3 separate regions of the Mus musculus genome follow, and regions 2 and 3 are each linked to region 1. The links are chromatin loops, found by intact Hi-C in ENCODE. Cell type or tissue: left cerebral cortex. All regions are shown on one strand.

What was found. Peaks named below come from ENCODE experiments on the same cell type or tissue, not always from the same donor. Only the 100,000 strongest peaks of a DNase experiment are listed, where the experiment ranks them.
Region 2: a loop joins it to region 1, with 5 times the contacts of the local background. A loop is called at or near these places in 11 of 42 quality-filtered maps.
Region 3: a loop joins it to region 1, with 9 times the contacts of the local background. A loop is called at or near these places in 4 of 42 quality-filtered maps.

The regions. Positions count from the first base shown.
Region 1 is chr2:83,811,455-83,813,954 of GRCm38, reverse strand. Fam171b (family with sequence similarity 171, member B) reads right to left here and starts at 1,343. Exons shown (of 8, transcript NM_175514.3): 1 at 978-1,343. The coding sequence starts at 1,206. In left cerebral cortex, a CTCF peak has its summit at 1,310; DNase peaks (open chromatin) are centred at 424 and 1,341; H3K4me3 peaks cover 1,710 bases; H3K27ac peaks cover 1,635 bases.
Region 2 is chr2:84,428,402-84,430,901 of GRCm38, reverse strand. No RefSeq gene overlaps it. Among named protein-coding and RNA genes, the nearest start is that of Calcrl, 4.4 kb to the right of the region's middle. In left cerebral cortex, a CTCF peak has its summit at 959 (motif pointing right); a DNase peak (open chromatin) is centred at 960.
Region 3 is chr2:83,727,319-83,729,818 of GRCm38, reverse strand. The region is part of intron 1 of Itgav (integrin alpha V); the gene reads right to left. Among named protein-coding and RNA genes, the nearest start is that of Itgav, 4.2 kb to the right of the region's middle. In left cerebral cortex, no CTCF peak of the experiment used is centred here; DNase peaks (open chromatin) are centred at 282 and 1,353; H3K27ac peaks cover 2,332 bases.

The sequences.
Region 1 (2,500 bases):
CTTTTTTCCCCCAAAGCCCAGACAGAATTTAAAATGTAAAAGGTAACTAAGTGGATTGTGGGCTGGGTAAAAGCTATTTAAACGGATAACCCAGCTCTTTGCTCTTCGGAGAGCTTTACCTGAGGGAGAGGGAAACAGAAAATAGAGGACTGTGATGGTCATATAAATTACACCCGTATCTCATCACCCTTTACCGAATGAGTCAAGAGATGGCTCATTTAAGTTCCACTACAAGGAGATTCCCCTCAGGGGGAGGGGCTGGTTATGCTACCCAAACACCACTCCAAGCTACCTGTCTCCCTCCCACATCCCTTCCTTCAACTACAAACTCCTGTTTCATTTTTTTTTCTTTCATCTTATTGTAGCAAATGCATTTTTTCCCTGTTTTTGCAAGCCGCCTTGGATCTTTCCTGGGGTAAGAAGAGAAATATAAAGAAATAGAGATCCCGCCCCCCCCCCCACTTCCCCGGTTCTAAATTTAAATACAGCAGGCAGGGAGAAACAGTGCAAACGCTGTGTGGGTGTACATGGCAAGACGGTTTGCTCAGTATCTAGGAGAGGATAGAGAAGAGAATGCTAAAGGGATTTGAGAGCGTGTGTGTGTGTGTGTGTGTGTGTGTATGTGTGTGTGTGTGTGTGTGTGTGTGTGTGTGTGTGTGTGTGTGTGTAGAAAGAAGAGGGAAAATAAGATTAGTGGAATAGTGGAAACAGGCACCCATCTTGACCATCCTTACCGTCCACCCCCACCCCACCCCCAGCCCCCGACCCTTCTGAAGCCCACTGCAGTGCTCTGCGGGAAAGATTTCCCACCCGAGCAAAGAGCTAAAGGCCGAACGGGCAACCTGGGAAGACGCGAAGGAATTGAGACCAGCAAAGATAGGCTAAGCGGAGACGAGAAAGGAGCTAAGAATCCCGGGAAGCCTGATGCGATCGCTGGCACAGAAGAAGTAAAGCAGGGCTGGGCTACCGAGACGTACCTGGAGCCACCAAAGTAGAGGATGCCCCAGGCACCTCCGGCCTCCCCTCCTCTGCCTCCTCCCGCTGCTTTTGCTCTTGCAGCTGCTGCTGCTGCTGCTGCTGGATGAGGCTGAGGTCGGAGCGACTGAGTTCGGCTCTAGCGGCCGCGGGGACCAGCCGCGCCTTCAGCAGCACAGCGGCCAGGCCGAGGAGCAGGGCGCAGGGGACGCGACGGCAGAGCCTCGCCATGGCGAAGAGCCAGGGAGCCACGGAGGCATATTGCGGGGCTGCGGGAGGCGGCGGGCGCCAGGGCTGCGGAACCCGGCCGCGCCCGCTCGCTCGCTCCCCCTCGCGCCGTCTGCGGTGCACAGCCTCGGCAGGAGGAGGAGGAGCGGGCCGGCAAGAGGATGGCGAGCCCGCTTTCGCATCCTCGCGCACGTGACCGCCGGGAGGGGCGAGCGGGGGCCTGGGCCCTGTGGCTACCCAGCAAGTGCTCTGCAAGGTGATGCTGGTGCCCAGGCGTTTAGCTAGGCGGAGATTAACAGGAAAGAGTTTCTGGCCCTTAATCTTTACCGAGGCAGCAGGAAAATGTAGAGTGGAATAAAATTCCTTCCACTAGACACCGAGGTAGAAAAAGGTGGCACATTAATTTCCTTCTAAAGCAATCAGACAACTGTGGTTCAAAAGCCAGGTTCCTTTAACGGAATAGTCTCTGCTGTCCCTTGGCCCACTTACAAGATAAACTGATATTCTCCAGGCTTTTTTTTTTTTTTTTTCTGCTTAAATGAGAATTTCTTTCTTCATCATAAATTATTCCTAATTACACCTTTTCTATTTGTAACCTATACTTTCCATGTGTTTGGAGGGTTTTTTAATTTGTTTTGTTTTTTAATGTCTTGCTAGATATGGTGGCTCACACCTTTAATTTTTAGCACTCAGGAGGTAGAGGCAGGCAAGTATTAGTAATTTGAGACCAACTTTGTTCTACATAGGGAGTTCTAGGACAGCCAGGGACTATAGAGAAAGACCCTGTCTCAAGACAAACAAACAATCAAACAAACAAATAAAAGTCTTATTTAACAAATAATAAACTAGGAGTTCTCTGTGCGTTTTAATCAGGAGCTTAGAATAAGTAAAATAGAATCCCTTCGTTCCAAATACTTACTGCCTGTTAGGGCAAGGCAATAAATATATAAGCAAAATATAGTCCACAGTGGTGGTTGCAACTGAAGAAGCAGTACAGGCATTTAGAGCTTACACAGAGTTGAAAGAAATTAAGTAAAGTCTGTGAAAGACACCGGGGAAGGTAGTCTGCACAAAATAAAAATTCACACAGAAATAGTAGATACCAAGTCGTCGAAAAACTGGAAGTGCGTTTGTGTGTGTGTGTGTGTGTGTGTGTGTGTGTGTGTGAGAGAGAGAGAGAGAGAGAGAGAGAGAGAGAGAGAGAGAGAGGCATAAAAGCATAATGTATTGGGAAAGTTTAAGCTGGGAAAGCAGTTACCAGAGGACTTATCCTTTTCTACAGTGAGTGCAGACTATT
Region 2 (2,500 bases), 620 kb before region 1:
ATGAAATCCTGTCCCCTGGACATGACATGGCTGTCACAATGAGCGCACAGAAGCTATGGTTACAAGACCTGCACCAGATCAAGCCAGTCATCATTCCACCATGGTAGAAGAGAAAGACCACACCCCCCACACCTGGATGAGACACTATTGACTGTAGATGCTTGCCGGGAGAGAGCGACTTTTCTTTAGGAGTAAGGACACTGATAGATTCCCATATCCCAAAGATGTCCCTTTTAGACATGTGCATATGAGCAGCACTAATTAGACTCAATAAGTTATTAAAAGAGAGAGAAAGGAGAGGGGAGACTTGAAGTGGGAAGAATGGAGTTAGGGGGAGATATGATCAGTTTATATCAGATATATGTGTAAATATTTCAAAGGTTCCAAAGAATAAGAATGTTTTAAGCAAAATCTCAAGAGGAGAGAATGATTCTTTTGGCAAATTTTGTATTCTAGTTGCAGTCTGACTGTTTAACCTGGTAGACGATCAATTGATTTGTGCTCAGTGGGTGACTATTCAGAAACTTCTTTCTGGTGATTAAACTTTTGAAGAGCTGGATCCTGGAGATAATGAATATGCACGAAATACAGTCTTTGGGAAAGGTTAACTCAGGTTTAAGTTTTGGTCACATTGTTTTGAATGAATACTTTGCAAACTTAAAAGAAGTTGGCTTGTTAGAAGGTGAGGGACATTTACCAGTGTGTTAGGAATTGTTGAAAATCTGATTTGTAGTCCTCATCAGCTGTTTAGAAGTCCTACATTGGGCATTTGGTGTGTGTATGTGTGCACGTGTGCGTATTTGAGCACACACACACACATACACAGCGAGAAAGAGAGAGCGAGCAAGCGAGCGAGCGAGCGAGAGCACATCATATCTTTTCTAGTTGAGAGTGAAAAAGGAATAGGACTTTGACTCCCGCCAACAAGTCAGGTTTTATGATTTGAGAACAGTTAACACTAGGTGGCAGGAGAAGACTGCAGATATCTAATGCCTCAACTACCACAAAACTCCGTATCTTCCCACAGGTCTTCAGAGTCTCATTCAAAAGTGCATCATGTTACTCTTTAATTTATGCATTATGTGTATTACCAATCATTTTATAGTTATAAATACTTATATTCTAGAGAACGGGGTGGTAGTAAATAAAATGAATGAAAGTGTGAAGAAAATAGGATAAATCATAAATTTCTAAAGACACATAATTTCCCAAATTATACTGACAGTAGGGTGAATAGCAGTGTCTCCTAGTATTGAAAAACATTAAAATTATCTGTCGCCTCTGAATTGAGTGATTAATTTGTTTTTTAGATATATTAGTCATTTACAAAATGACCCATGGGTCAAGATGTCAAATGCAAATTTAAATTAAAAAAACTTTCATTTTCACAATCAAGATTAGTATTCGAAAACATGAAGCATTTCATATCATGCCCAGTATAAATTGCTGCCATGAGAGGAGAAAGCATCATTTTCAATGTGACCTAACTCTGTTCCAGAAATAGAATTATTTTAAATCTTTCTTGGAAAGGGTATTTCTGTGTCTCAAATGAACCGTTCACACGTTAATTCTTGGTCTTGATTTACTACTGGTCCATATATACTTTTCATTCAAACAGGAACACTCCTGAGCATGGAAGGAGAGCTCCCTTAGAACTGAGAAACTAGGCCCCCCTCCCCCCAGCCTGCTTATGGCCAGAGCCCACTCCACCTTTCTTAAACCAGGCATTTCTACATTTGTTACATTGAAGTCCCACCTTCCTGTTTGCCAGTCCCTACTCTTTCTTCTCTCAGCAGTCTGTCTTCAGATTCTCAGGAACACCACTAGTCGGACAAGTTCCCACAGGAGTTCAAACCCACCAAGACATAACAAGAATCAGGCTTTGTGGAGAGATAAAATTTTGGCCGACTCTGATGTAATTTGACTCTCTTGGGGAAAGACATTATGAAATACTATAAGAAATACTACAGGCTCATGAAAGCACTTAATTCCATGTGTGGATGACAGGCATAGGTTGCTCACTTCAAACTCACACTTTGCACTTGTAAAAATCTGACGCACAGCAAAACTCACTAAAACATTATTATTTACCTTTGATAAATGATTTGTATAAATATAGCAGAATTAGTTTTTTAGCTGCAGTAGTGGCATATTCACTCTCAGGAGTAAAAATTGTTTTACCAAATGCAATTAATTATCCTTTGCTTTGGAAAAACTCCTAACAACAGTTCCTAGGTAAAATAGTACAATATGAAGTCAACTTACTTCCTTAATAAATTTTCTTTTTGATGTAAGTGCATAAGAATTATGTGCTTCTCAAATAGCGAATTCTTATAGGGGCTAGAGTACATTAGATTTTAATTACATTAATTATTTAAAAATAAATAATGGATTTTTCATGATTAAAAACACAAAAGAATTGCTATTTCTGAATATTGTAACAACATTTTCACAAAATAATTTTTAAAATAGTTTCTTTGATGACTCTAGCACATTTACT
Region 3 (2,500 bases), 84 kb after region 1:
GGACTCCAGAAATGAGTGTGCTATTCATGCGATGCCAAGGAATGGGGGGAGATGCTAAGAAGCAGCAGGAAAAGAAAGGAAGAGATAGAGAGAAAGAGAGAGAGAGGAGCGAGAGGAGCGGAAGGCAAGAGATGGGAAGGAGAAAGCAGTTTGGGTGGGGGTGGGAAGAGAAAGAGGGGAAAGAGACACGCTGTGAGGATGGCCCTGAGCTGCACTTCCTACCCAGTGCAGAAGAGGAAGGGCAGTTGCTTCACAGAATACAAGTCTGGCTACCAAGCAGGGCAGCTGGCCAAACAATGACAAGTACACTTCCAAACTTTCCAAATGAACTAAGCTCTTTGGCTGCTCTCAGCACTGGCCTTTCCGAGATAAAGCTTGTTTCATATACGTAGCTGACTCTGAGGTGTCCAATGGGAACTCCTGAAAAAAAAAACACTATTTATATACATAAAAGGAAATGTGTATAAAATAGTTGAGGTGTAATTCAAGTTTCAGATTTTCTCTACAAACAAACAAATGCTTTGGGTCAACAACTATGTAAAGTAAAACGGAGACAGTAACTACCACATTTCATGCACGGCCCTGGAACTCACAGGCATTGCCCTGCCTCTGCATCCCGAGGCCTGGGAATTAAGGTATCCACCAACCATCACATCCACCCAATAAATCTATGATCTTAACCGAAAGGAATAGACCTAAGGTTTGCTTTCCAAATAATAAAGACTGTAGTTTAACCAGATGTATTATTTATGATGGAGAAAATTAACCAACACAGTACATTCAAGTTTATTAAAACATGCACTTTTTTTTCTTTTTGGGGGGTGGGTGTGCGTTTTTGAGACCAGGTCTCACTCTGTAGCCAAAGCTAGCCATCCTGGAACTCACTACCTAGCCCAGGCTGGCCTCAAACTTGTGACAATCCTCTCCTGCCTCAGCATTCTGGGTGCTGGGACTTCAGGTAAGTACACTACTTTGAGTCATTTTCTAAGGTATTGTGACATGGAAATTTGAAAATTTTCCTTCAGGAGGCCTTAATCTGGGTTTGGATTTCCTCTGCCAATGGAACTACTGAAAAAAAAAAGTTTTGGAAATATAAAAGCAGTAGAAACATATAACATGTTTTGCAGGTCTATCAGCCAAATAGGCAGAATGATTCAAGAAGCTCTGAGCCGCCCAGAGCCAGGCTCAAGTGAGAAGCAGAAGCAGAAAGCGAGCTAGCAGCAAGGAAGCATTATCAAGGAAGAGATTGTAAGTCCTTCTGCCTGGTGACTAAGCAGTGACTAATCTCAGAGGAGTGTAGCAGGAGAGGCAAAGTAAAATAGAAAATCAGAGGGAGGAATATGAAATGATCTCCAGGGCAACAGAGAAAGGAGGGTTCCATTAATAGAAGTGGAGGTGCAACCAACATCTCCTGATGCAAATAGAATTCATTTTTAGCTGAGTTAACACGGCTAATTCGGGCTAACTGGCCCACAGCTATTGCAATATTGTTCCTAATGGAGATAAAGAACTTGAAACTAGGGCCTTTTCTGTTCTGAGAAAAGGTATCATGTTACCCCAGCAGGCCTGGAACACAGGACATAAGTGGGGCTTGAACTCCTGATCCTCCTACCTCCATCTCTCAAGTGCTAAGATTACAGATGCATTTTCTAAGCATTTTCTACCACAATGCCCGGCTCCATTCTGGAAGCTTTGCTTAACACTTCTTTTTAGTGAGTACTGATGCATTCATTTCCATAACAATATGAAGATGATATTCTCACTCATAATCTTCTATTATAAGAAAAAAGAGGGGCTGGAGAGATGGCTCAGCGGTTAAGAGCACTGACTGCTCTTCCAAAGGTTCTGAGTTCAAATCCCAGCAACCACATGGCAGCTCACAACCATCTGTAATGGGATCTGATGCCATCTTCTGCTTTGTCTGAAGACAGGGACAGTGTACTCATCATATATATAAAATTCAAATAAATAAAATTTACAAAAAGAAAAAGAAAAAGAAGAAGTGAACCCGTTCCGTAGTATTTAGATTTCTGAAACTGGAATATGTGGGGATCACAGCTACTCTCCTCCTTAATCAATTTTTTTCACATAGGGGGAGCTCTTTTATTAACATTTTACTACATAGTTCTCCTTTAAAAGTTTTTAAGCCAGGCATGGTAATGCATGCCTTTAATCCCAGCACTTGGGAGGCACGGGCAGGCAGAGAGAGAGAGAGAAAGAAAGAGAGAGAGAGAGAGAGAGAGAGAGAGAGAAGGAGGGAAGGAGGGAGAGAAAGGAAAGGAAAGGAAAAAAGGAACTATCAATATATGCAACAGATAATGACATACAATACTGTGGATTCTAATGCTTGCTGAATATATAGTGAATATACAGGTGCCTTTGCCAATACTAAGCATAATTTTGTTTGGTTGGGTTTTTGGCAGGTGGGATGAGGTAGCTTTTCTCTGTGTAGTCCTGGCTATCCCCGAATTCTTTCTGTAAACCAGGCTGGCCTTCAACT